Regions from separate parts of the Mus musculus genome. Here region 2 is linked to region 1. A link is a contact called in ENCODE POLR2A ChIA-PET data. All regions are on one chromosome and are shown on one strand. Each heading gives the region's core, a stretch centred on a gene start or an enhancer-like site at or near the end of the contact. The rest is flanking DNA. Distances are from core to core; before and after follow the strand shown.

Region 1 (5,501 bases), core at 539-3,038:
TCCTATTCCATATGGGAAAAGACACAGGTCATGAAGACTAAAGTTACTTTACTATGTAAAACAAGTCGTGGGGGACCAAGCACTTTCATCCTCAGAAAAAAAACCACACTAATCATACAGCTCTTTACACTAAGTCTACACTGAGGGCTAACAGCTTCACTCAAAGAAAAGGGGCAAGGCAAGAATGCCATCGTTGAGTTTTGAGGAAAACTTTCGGGAACCATTCAATCCTGAATTCAATCCTGGTCCACTTCTGAAAACCTACAGACCCAGCAATGTATGACATTCTAATTTTCCAGAAAGTATCTGGTTGATGCTGGACAGCCCAGCACTGTTTGCAGGTGATAAATAATCGAGTCTTCCTCAAAGCATCTGCGATTGGCATGTCAGCTGCCTGTTACAATGAACAAAGACCATACTTTTCTGAAACTCATCCCTTCTCTGAGGAAATGTACTAGAGTTTTTCTGGTAAAAGTTAATTGTTCTTGAGTAAAGGGGGACCCTACCAGTTCAACAAACCAGTACAAGACATAGCCCCACTGGAAGCACAGACTTCAAACCAGTACAAGACATAGCCCCACTGGAAGCACAGACTTCAAACCAGTACAAGACATAGCCCCACTGGAAGCACAGACTTCGAACCAGTACAAGACATAGCCCCACTGGAAGCACAGACTTCAAACCAGTACAAGACATAGCCCCATTGGAAGCACAGACCAAACCGCTGCTCCTGCCCTGAAACAACTTTTCTGAACATCTTTTAAGTGCTACGGGTTTAATATACATTCTTTTAATTAATCCTATTAGCTGGGTAATTTCATCCCCATTTTATTGGTGAGTTAATACAGAAGATTTGAATCCAGGATTACAGAGCTGGACTCCAAAGCCGAAGTTCTTTCCATACAACATTCCAAAGAAATGTAAAATCTAAAGATGTGGGTGGAGTGGGTAAAATATGATCCGATTTCCTTTCCTGGCTCCCACCAAGTTAGCGAGGGGGCACGGAATATCCCACCATAACAAGCCTTTCTAAGCAAGCACTTCGGATCAAGCAACGTCTCCACTTTTCCTCGCCTGCCCCTGCCCCACCCCCAACGGTGCCAAAAGAGCAGCAAGCTGCTGCCAGGTTGGAGGAGTTGGGGATCGTCACACCACATTCCTGGGGCTGGACGCACACTGGAACCGCAGCAGAGCTCCGCGCCTCGGAAAGAATAACAGCAGTTGAGATTTTCAATCATGTGGCTCAGCACGCTGCCACACCAGTTCCCCCACTGCTGCCTCCACCTATCCAAGACCTAAGCCCCACGCCCAACTCCTCCTCCGGACAAACCGACCGATCCGGGTGTCAAAAGCTGGGAACGCCGCAAGCCCCCGCCGCCCTCCCGACCACACTCGCACCTCGGCCCGCGAGCTGCTCGCCCGAGACCCCGCTAACGCGGAACCCGGGACGCTACGCGTTGCCAAGACTCGAGGCCCGGACGAGGCAGTTTGGAAGACGCAGTCCCCGTAGCGCAGAGACAGAGAGGGATGGTCTCCCGGGCGCCCGGTACTCACCGTGCGCGGGGCCCGCGCCGCACAGCCAGAGCCACAGCAGCGCCCGCAGCGCGGCGGGACGCAGAGCGGGCATCTTCGGGGCCGCAGCCAGAGCAGATCCGCATGGGGAGCGGGTCCCGACCAGGAGCCCGGCTCTCGCGTGCTCTACCCTGCCCCCGCGGCTCGCTGAGTCCTGGAGCTCCCGCTGCGCCGCCCCTGCACTCCGCGCAGCCAGGCCGCCGCCCGAAGTTTGGCTGAAAGTTTCTGGCTGCGCCGCGCGGCTGGGCGGCCCGCGTGTCCTTCCGCCTCGGCCTCCTCCCACCGCGAGGCTCCGCCCCCGTCGCCGCCGCGCGCCCAGGGGTTTCCCGCAGAAAGAAGCGCCGGTCCTCTGCGCGCGGAGGGATCTGAGTGAGCAGCACCCCGTACTCCGCCCGCTCGACCGCCGAGCCCGCCCATGAGCTCGGAAAGGGGGGCGGCTGAAGCGCCCAACATCAAACACTAGGGTTTACCCGGGTCCTGAACTTGTAGAGAGAGGCAGACCTCATGCCCCACACACCCACCCACACACTTCTTGGCTGGTTAGAGGAATGAGGGAGAGCAAAAACGAGACTGTCAACGGAAGGCAGAGGGCAAAGGCGCCAAAGTACTCTTAAGAGGACATTCCTTAAGATGCTCTGGGCATTTCGTTCATTCATCCGTCCATCCACCCACCCATCCTTGGTTCTTTTAGTGAACTTCGTGTAGCAAGGTGCTTGGGACACTGGAATCGTCCGCTCTAGGGTCTAGAAGAATTTAGGGGAGGCTTTCAAGAGACAGCAGGAGCTTGAAACTCTAGTCAAAGGTGTAGAAAATAGAAAGAAGAACCAGGAATACTCTTTATAACCTATTAATAGCTGCGAGTGAAGAGTAACCTAAATGCCCCACCCTTAGGGACTAGATGAATAATGCATAATTATAAGTGCAATACAATTGAAAATACCATCTTCATATACGTCAGCCGTAAAACCAAAATGATGATGAAAACACGAATCGCAGAGCGAGACTCTAAGAATGCCATTTACATATAAATGTTTCCAAACAACACTGAACATTGTATGGACGTTTGTGTGCATAGTTTTTAAAAGATAAAGCTATTACACTAACAATTTCCAAAGTGGGAGAGTGGAGGGTGTGATCTGTCTTAGGAATAAATGCATTTGTAGAACGAAATTGGCAACTACGAGGAATTGCATAAGTAACACAGGACTGTTTGTATTTCTGTCTTGACTACACGGGGAAGTCTTTATGGCCCAGGATCATGGCCTTCATCACTAGTGCCTATCAATTAGTAGATGGTGACCTAGAATGCAGAATACCGTTCAGCAAGTGCAAATGGGTGTGAACATTAAAACTGCAGTTTAATAAGCACTATAGAGTCTGAGGAAATGGATCAGCGGGAAAGAGTGCTTGCTGTGCAAGCACGGGGACCTGAGTTCAAATCTCCAACACTCACAGTGAAAGCCAGGTTTGACTATGCACATGCCTCAAACAGCTGTAGGGAGTAGAGTTAAATGAATCTCTGGGGCTAATTAGCAGGTAGCCCAGTTCCAGGTTCAGTAAGAGATCCCCCCCCCCCCAACCAGGGAATAAGTTAGAGAGTAATAGAACAGGATATCTGATGTCCTCTGACCTCCACACACATGAATATATACATACACATATACAGCATATATCATACATATATACCATATATCACACACATACAGCATATGTCACACACATATACCTTATACCAAACACAAATAATAATATACCACATACACATATACATTACCTTGGGAAAGAGAAGCTAGTACTTACTGCAAACGGTCACATTGGGACCCTAGAAGCTCTTTTCAAAAAGTAGCATAATTGAGGACTAGAGAGATAGCTCAGTGGTTGCTGTTCTTGTAGAGAACCTGGGTTCAATCCCCAGCACCCACATCCCACATGGTGCTTCACGTCTATCCGCAACTCCAGTTCCAAGGGATCCACTTCCCTCTCCTGGGCTCCACAGGCACCAGGCATGCACATGATGGACAGAGATACACGCAGGCAAAGCTCCCATACACATAAAATAAAACCAAATTTAAATTTAAAAATAGTATAGTTAGTGAAAATCACTAGGCAATTTCTGCTTGTGCCATGTGTTTAAAGAAGAGTAATAACATTAACTTTCATTTGTTCACCCATGGTGTTACCAGTCTAATCTCTACTCACGTAAGAGGGTAAATCGTGAGTTGCCGATACAAACTTTAAATTGACCTACAAAGATCAGATTTCTCACAACCAACATGCATACAAAAGAGAGTAAAGGTGCTCACCCCTGAGGCACAGCTCCAGAAGTGGCTGTAGCTGTGTTCCTCAGGGTGACAGCTTTAAAGACAATAACCTTCAGGGCTGGGGAAACAGTCCAGTGGGTTTAACCCGAGCTTGCTCTCCCCTACCATAACAGGCAGAGGGGTGGGGAAAATGGTTTAGCAGTTAAAAGCTAAGTCTGCTCTTCCAGAGAACCAGAGTTTGGTTCCCAGCACCCATGTCAAGTGGCCCGTGACCTCGTATAACTCCAGTTCCAGGAGATCTAATAGTTCTGGCTTCACAGGCACCCACATATATGTGCACAATGCCCACCATACACAGAGACAGACAGACAGACACACACATACAAAATCTTGACCAAGAAAAAAAAAAAAAGCCAAAGCCAAGTATTAAGGAGGCAGAGACTAGCTGGCCCTTGGAGCTTGTTGGCAACCAATCTAACATAATTGATGAACTCTAGACCAATGAGAGACCTTGTCTCAAAAGAGATGGCAGTCCAGATAATAATACCCAACTTTAACTTCTGGCTTCTATACACATGCACATATATGTATGCATACCCGCAGATACATCTGTGTGTGTGTGTGTGTGTGTGTATGTACACGTGTGCATGTTCCTGTGTACATTAAAGAATAGAAAGTATTACATGATGTGAAACTTCTGTTGAATTGTTGGAGTGTTAAACTCACTGTGTGTGTGTTCTAGTAAGCACTAGATAAATAATGCAGAAATATTATAAATAAAAGAAAGAATAAGAAGGTGCTCATAAAAAGCGTTATAATCCAGTCAAGAGTGTTACAGGTTCAGCCTGGAATTCGTCAGGGAATGTAAAGTGAATTACATATTCTAGCTAGCCAGTATAAAAGATACAAAATCCTGGTATTTTATTTTCAAGCTGTAAACCTAAATTGGACAAGTTTGGAACTATTATAATTTATGTTCCAGCCACATGTCCCTTGTCACTTGCTATTTTGTTCTTGCCTGGGTTATTCTCAGGGTCCATTTCTCCTTGTTGTGCTCAAGATTCATCCAGCCTCGAGGTGACCTTCTCCTCCCTCCCTCTTTTCCTTTCTCCTTCCCCTGGTCTCTCCTGAAACCTCTCACTAGATCATCAAGTCCTGCCTTTCCCTCTCTGTCTGCCCATCACAGGTTGTAGCCTTTTATTAACCAATTAACTTGAAATTGGGGAGCAAGCAAAGGCTGATGTATGTGAGAATTCTCTTGTTGGGGGGCAACCAGCTCTTAGGGTACAGAATATAGCATTTGTATACACAGCACCAGACCAACTATCATCAAGGGAAAGCTTCAGGAAGAGGCCGATAAGTAAACTAAAAGTCAGAGAATTAAATGATCAATCAGATGAAGAAATAGCCAATCAGGTGAGCAGGGACTTATTGCGTTTAGAGGCTTACTTCTGCCACAGGGACAGGGCAGGGTCTGTGAAAGCAGATAATCAAGAAGATCAAAGTTTGTCCATGAACTGGGGAGACAGCAACTTAAACAGGAGCTGTGGGAGTGCTGGACATGTGGGCGTGGCTTTTGGGATTAGCAACTGCTCAAAGGAGAGAGCAAGAGTAACATCAAGGAATCAGCAATGGCCTCAATACCTTGGGGCAGGAAGACACCATTCC
Region 2 (6,407 bases), core at 1,364-3,863, 110 kb after region 1:
TGTTTTTGTTTTACAAACCAATGAGTATACCAAGTTTACTTAACAGGCACGGGTGAGAGATTAGACAGCCAAGTTCCACCCCATCATGGACATCATGGATGATGGATGACCTCATGAAGGTGCATCAGAGTCCCCTTTCCATTATTGCCCACTTCTTACCTCAATATTGCCAAAGATCACTAGCATTTTCCAAGAATGTTTAGCTAGGTCTTATCATTGATAAATCCTTGATGGACTCAGCCGGTCAAAGGCCAGTTGGACCAAGAATCAAGAGGCAGCCATTTTCCTCTACAGGGAATTATAGTAACCGCCCTGACGTGATAAGGGTGCAAGGCGGCTCGGCTGCACAGCGCAAATACAATACTTTTCAGACAGAACAGAGAGGTAGATAGAAGAAAGTGCAAAGGAAAAACGTCATTATAGGGAAAAGAAAAAAAGAAAAGAAAGAGTAGGAAAGGGACAAGATTATCAGTTAGCAAGTCTGGGATTTCAAAGAGAAGGTTGTTTCTCTACCTGTCCTAAGCCTAAATTACTAGGTAAGCAGTCAACACTGTATAAAACACTGTCTATATTATATGTGAATGTTACTCTCCTTCCTGTCTTAGCTGAATACCAGTCATCTTCAGTAATAAGGCAGTTAAGAGCTTACACAGGGGCTGGCTCCTAGTAAATATCTAAAAATAACTCAAGTTGTATCAGTACAAATAGTTAAAAGTATATGCATTACTTTGGCTTAGACAATTAGAGTACTTAATATACGACTATTTGGTCAAGATAATCTATGTCTTAAATGCAATTTCTGAGTTTGGTGTGGTGGTCTACACCTGTAACTCTAGCATTCAAAAGGCTAAGACAGTGGGGTCAGTTCAAGGCAAGCTCTATCTAGAAATTGTCCCAATTTTCTAAAAAAAAAAGTTATTTCTCCATTAGTAAGAAGTGACTACGTGGTTGAAAAGTCTTAAACAAGACAGTACAGAATAATGATTAGGAACGAAGGTTCTGGTCTAGAGCCAAACTGATACTGATTTTAAAAACAATAGCTTACTTAATAAAATACTGATTACTGAAACTGGCAATTCTCAACCAGGCCTGATTTTGTCCCTAAAGGAACTTTTGCTACTGCCGTCTGGAAGTAGAGGCCAAGGATAGACGCCCTACAAGGCACAGGACAGTCTCTCCCAACAAAGTATCAACCAGCTCCAAATGGGAACAGTCCCTGATAAAAACAGACCAACCCCCAAAGCAAAGCAAAGCACCATACCAGCACCAGCACCACCAACAACCCTGGGCACATTCCATTACCCTACTTGTTAGCAGTGTGACTTTAAGCCTAAGAGCCCCTGTGAAGGGCAATAAGAGCACACACTCTGACATGGGTGGTATGAGGAGGGCCAGAGAAATAGCACCCCTAGCACTCTCAGGACAGTGCTGTTCTATATGAGGCTGTGTGTGACGTTCTGTCTACTATCATGATGGTAAAACAAGAGTCTGAGACCGATGCTTCTGCAGACATTGAAGGTTCAGAAAGGCTTATTATTTAAAATCAAAATTAATAAAGGGAAATGATAAATCACAACCAGAAAAACAAAACAAAACACTTCTGTGGAGAACTTCTCATCAATGAAACAAACCAATATTGGCAGACCAATATCAAATAAATACCAAGTTTAAAATTAAGAAAGAATCCATGAATTTTTTTCAGAAAAATTTCAAAGCAGAGAGTAGGGGCCCACTGATATTGAGTAGCATTTCAGACCCACTTTGGTCCCTCTCCTCCATTAGACTTCAGTGCAACTGATCAGATTCTGCCCATCTCTACCCCACTGATACCCCTCACGGGGAAAATATTTTTCAAAGGAAGTGTTCTCTAAGACTCCCAGCCCCCAATCTCCTTTGTCCGGATCATATTCTTGGGCTCATCTGAATAATATACTTTATGAGAGCAGGAGAAAATCAGGCATAGCCGTGAAAGTAGGCACTTTACTGAACCTTGACAACTTTGTAAGTGGCAATATTACCTCATCCTCTATCAAAATATGTCATCGAGCTAGGTCAAGGATCAAGAGCTACAGGAAAGCGAGGTGAAGAAACCAAGGGTTGGTCTTCCCCAGATATATTAGTCAGCAGCCTTAACAGCAGCCCAAAAGAAAAGTCCTAAATTCTAAGAAGGTCCCTAAAAAGTCATCACAAACTGGGTGATCAAATTAAACCTGGATAAGCTTTCTCCGGGGCTTCTGTGTAGAGAGGAACAGTTACCACCATAACTCTAACTCCTTCCACAAGGATTTCTTCTCACAGGTAGTCTTTTCACGAGCAAACGGTAAAAGAGCTCTCGAGAAGAGGGGGAAGGAGTCTGTGAGGTCGCTAGGGTCTCACTAGCCGGGAGCAGGGCGAGCTCGGGGCTCCGGCAGCAGCTTACCTGCTCGTCCTCCTGCATCGAGGCGGCCAGCGGAAGGCCGTCCGCCACACGGGCGATCATCGTCAGCAGCACCATCTTCCCTGGCTACGGAGACCAGGCCGCCTCAGTCACTGTCCCTTCTTCTCCGGCGGCGGCCAGTTACACCTCCGGCTGAGGTCCCCAACAGCTAGCCGCTGGCGTCTCCGCTTCCCGCTGAGGTGGCCGGAAACGACTTCAGAGCTTTCCACTACCGGTCCTTTCAATTGGCTTCCCACCGAGAACCACAACCACCGGGAACTTTAGTTCCGCAGTCATTCCTCCGACCAAGTCCCGCCCACATTTGTGAATTTTTGTTTCCACTAAGTGGTGTCTCTGCAAGAGGAGTGGCGCTCAAGCTTAGTAGGGCTTGAAAGGTGACTGAGAGCGAACTTTTTAGACGAATGGAGTATGAAGCAACTGTAAAGCTATGTATTTTCAGATTTTTTTTACAGAGCATTTTATGTATAATATTTTATAATCTGTGTATGTCTCAGCAGAGATTCGTTTCTTGAGGGTTTTTCTGGCCTGGGTGTTTATACTGTCACAAAGTTCTTAAACAGTTTGTGGTAAGAGATTGGCAAATAGGAGCTGGAGAGACCGCCCCAGGGATCAAGAACTCTGGCTGTTCTTTCAGAGGACCGGAGTTCAACTCAGCACCCGCATGCTGGTTTACAACCATCAGTAACTCCAGTTCCAGGGGAATCTGACACCTTCTTCTGGCCTCTCCAACCTTTCCATGCACGTGCTGCACAGGCAGGAGCGGAAGTAAGCCACCCCCACACATGAAACTTTTAAAAAGAGATCAGCAATATTTAGTATTATATATATTTATTCATATATATATGTATATATATGCATATATTAATAAATGAAGAAGTACAGGGGGATCACATACATCATTAGCCTCCCCAAATCTAGGTTCTTGGCTGCCTCTATCATGGTATAGAAAGGGGAATCTTACCAGGCTTTCCAGTAATTTGGTTTTCACTTGCTTTTGAAGCAACCTCTAGATAATCACCGTTAAGGAAGAGTTCTCATCTCTCTCTTCTTTGGTGTCCTCATCAATGAGATAGGGATATTCTTGGCCTCAAGAGGGTTTTTGTAAATATTAAATGAGAAGAACGTGGAGGTACAGGGGTTTTGTAAACTTAGAAAAGGAAGGAAGGAAGGAAGGGAGGGAGGGAGGGAGGGAGAGAGAGAGAGAGAGAGAGAGAGAGAGAGAGAGAGAGAGAGAAAGAAAGGAAGAAAGAAAGAAAGGAATTATACAAATATACTTATTACATTAGTAATAACTATTCTTTGCTAAATACTTAGTGTCTTATGATTATCTGAACATTTAACTAAACAACTCTGTGAAATTTGTTAGCTGAAGGCTCTCACTTTATACTTGGGGAAGACTGCAAAGATTTTTCCAAGCAGGTCATGTAGTTAGAAGTGATGTAAACAGGCTTTGAGCTCAAGTTCAGCTCTAGCTACTGATTAATAAGCATTCTCTCATATTATCTCTCCTCTTTCATATATAATTCCCCCCTCCAGACAGTGTCTTGCTATGCAGCTCTGGTTGGCCTAGAACTCACCTATGCTGGCCTTGTATTTACAATCACATCCTCCCTTGCTTGCCACAGCTCACACCTGTCATTTGGCAACCTGAGCCAATGTGGAGTGGAAATCAATTTTGGAGTGTATAATGCCTTATTTGGTAGAATCATAATACATTTAGAATAGTCTACAGATACCACGATCTTTAACTTCTTTCTTCCACTCAACAAAGATATGTCTTCTACCATGATCTCAAATGATTGTCCTTGATCCGATAGAATAATTTTAGTAATAGGGGATAATGGCATAAATATTGGCAATAAGGCTACACCATGTGGGTCCGGGGAACAGAGAGAGCAAAGCATAGAATGTAGAGAGACTCTCTTGTGGAAGCATCACCTGCCAATAAAATACTGTTGGCTGTTGGCTGAGGCAGGAAATAGGAGTTCCAGTGGGGAGAGAGATTTCTAGGATAAAATGAGGTGAGGGAAGAGATTTGCCTGAATGCTGATGTAGAGATAATTAACCACGTGGCAGAACTTAGACTAGAATAAGTGGGCTGATTGACCTATGAGCTAACAGAAGTTAGCCAAAGCTTTTGGCCTGGGCAGTATTTATGAATAATTATTCATAGATAATTTTAGTCTCAGTGTCGTTATTTCAGGGAGCTCGGGTGCAGGTGGAAAGCCTATGGATACAGTAGGAGGCGTGTTCAGAGAAGCTGCCTCTCAGGTTTGTTTCAGTTTGTGCTCTCAGCTTTCTCCAAGGCCTATGTGCTCGTTGCCTGAGTGTTTCTCAGATGCCATTGCTTGTTTTAAATGGTTTTTAAGATTTTGTAATTTTTATGTTAGCACAGAAAACAGTAGGTTAGTTATGGTCTTTTCATGAACGTTTGCCATTTATCATTGTTTCTTTATGATAAATTCCACTCCTCTTGATTAGGCTTCTTGGGGTTCATTTTAGTTACAAAATTTCTTTATTGGGTCAAGTCCTGCCCCACCCCACCCCATGCCCAGTGCTGAGGAGCCAACCCAGGCCTTACACAAGCCAGGCAGACACTCATCCACTGAGCTACATCTCCAGCCCTCTACCAACCATTTCTTGCACCCCTAGGTTTTCCTTTTAAACATACAGCATGATTCTTGTGCCCTCAGGCATTGGAATTGTTATTTCAAGGGAAGGTGTGGTCTTCTCAGGTTGCTCAATGGGCAACCGGGAAAAGCTAGTACCATATCTGATCAGCGCCTCAGACCTTAGGAACTCTGGAATCTGAGTCACTTTTGCTTCCAACTCGATGCACATTATCCTGTTCACATCTGTTAGTGATTTCAAGCTCTTGGTCTTTGACCCTTTGAGCAACACACCACCATGTAATGATGAGCAGCTCTGTGCTAGATCCAGGGAAGGCCCTCCTTGACTATTTTACATTGAATGAAAAAAAATGAGAGAGAGAGAGAGAGAGAGAGAGGGAGAGAGAGAGAGAATATTCAAATTGCTGAAGTTCATGTTTATCCTTCACCTGCCTAAAACCTGACAACACACAATGTTATGAAATGAGTCAAATTCTAGACCCTTGGCAGTGGGAATGAGGACAGGCAGGGGACTGACTCACAGCTAGCCGTGCTAGAAAATTCTTGAAACATACCAAGCAATTGAACAATGCACATACCCAAATTAAATTAATAATATATTAAACTGCTACTGGGAAAGACTTGATTAGAGCAATGACAGATATTTCCAGGTGCCATCAAAGCGAGCAGGACAGTTGTGTACTCACTCAGCTCAGCATGTTACACACCCATACACACTAGTGCCTCTTCATGACTTTTTAAAAAAGGAACACTTTCTTACAGATTAGTACATGGCTCCCAGGCTGAGTATCTCCCTCTTCAGTCTCCACTTCTAAATGTAACCTCAAAAGAACGTTGAATTCTGGCCTACATAAATCAGCTTTTGTTCTGATTGGTCCTTTTCCATGCCAGTCAACTCAGTTGTGTTGTGTTGTGTTGTGTTGTGTTGTGTTGTGTTGTGTTGTATTGTGTTATGTTATATTATATTATGTTATTATTTTTGGCCTGTGCTCACCCTTTGGAGATGCCTCCAGGCATTGCAGACTCTGGGTATACAGGGTGTGTGTGTTGGTGCGTGGTGTATGTGGGGGGGCCTTTGGGGGTGTATCATGGCTTAGGTTTGGGGTTGCAGCAGCACCAATCTAGACTGGTCATTAAGTACAGGCTACTTTGAATTATCTTCCCTGGCTAAAGCTCCTTACAATCTCACTTACACACTCCCTCCAGTCACTGAAGTGGAAATGGCAAAAGAAACGAAGCATGTGCTATAAGCCAGGTGGGAGCCCCTGTTTAAAATCACTGCCACGTTCAATAGCATGGTTCAGATAATGGACCATAGCAAAACTGCCCTTTGCCTTCTA

The links. ChIA-PET counts read pairs that join two places held with the same protein, here RNA polymerase II (POLR2A).
Region 2: POLR2A ChIA-PET joins it to region 1 with 18 read pairs in Patski. The contact joins the promoter of Sec22b here to the promoter of Notch2 in region 1. POLR2A ChIA-PET finds 5 or more read pairs at or near these places in 2 of 5 experiments (Patski and embryonic stem cell).

What each region holds. Positions count from the first base shown.
Region 1 is chr3:98,009,825-98,015,325 of GRCm38, reverse strand. It overlaps Notch2 (notch 2), which reads right to left and starts at 1,788. Exons shown (of 34, transcript NM_010928.2): 1 at 1,555-1,788. The coding sequence starts at 1,627.
Region 2 is chr3:97,897,433-97,903,839 of GRCm38, reverse strand. It overlaps Sec22b (SEC22 homolog B, vesicle trafficking protein), which reads right to left and starts at 2,613. Exons shown (of 5, transcript NM_011342.4): 1 at 2,420-2,613. The coding sequence starts at 2,494.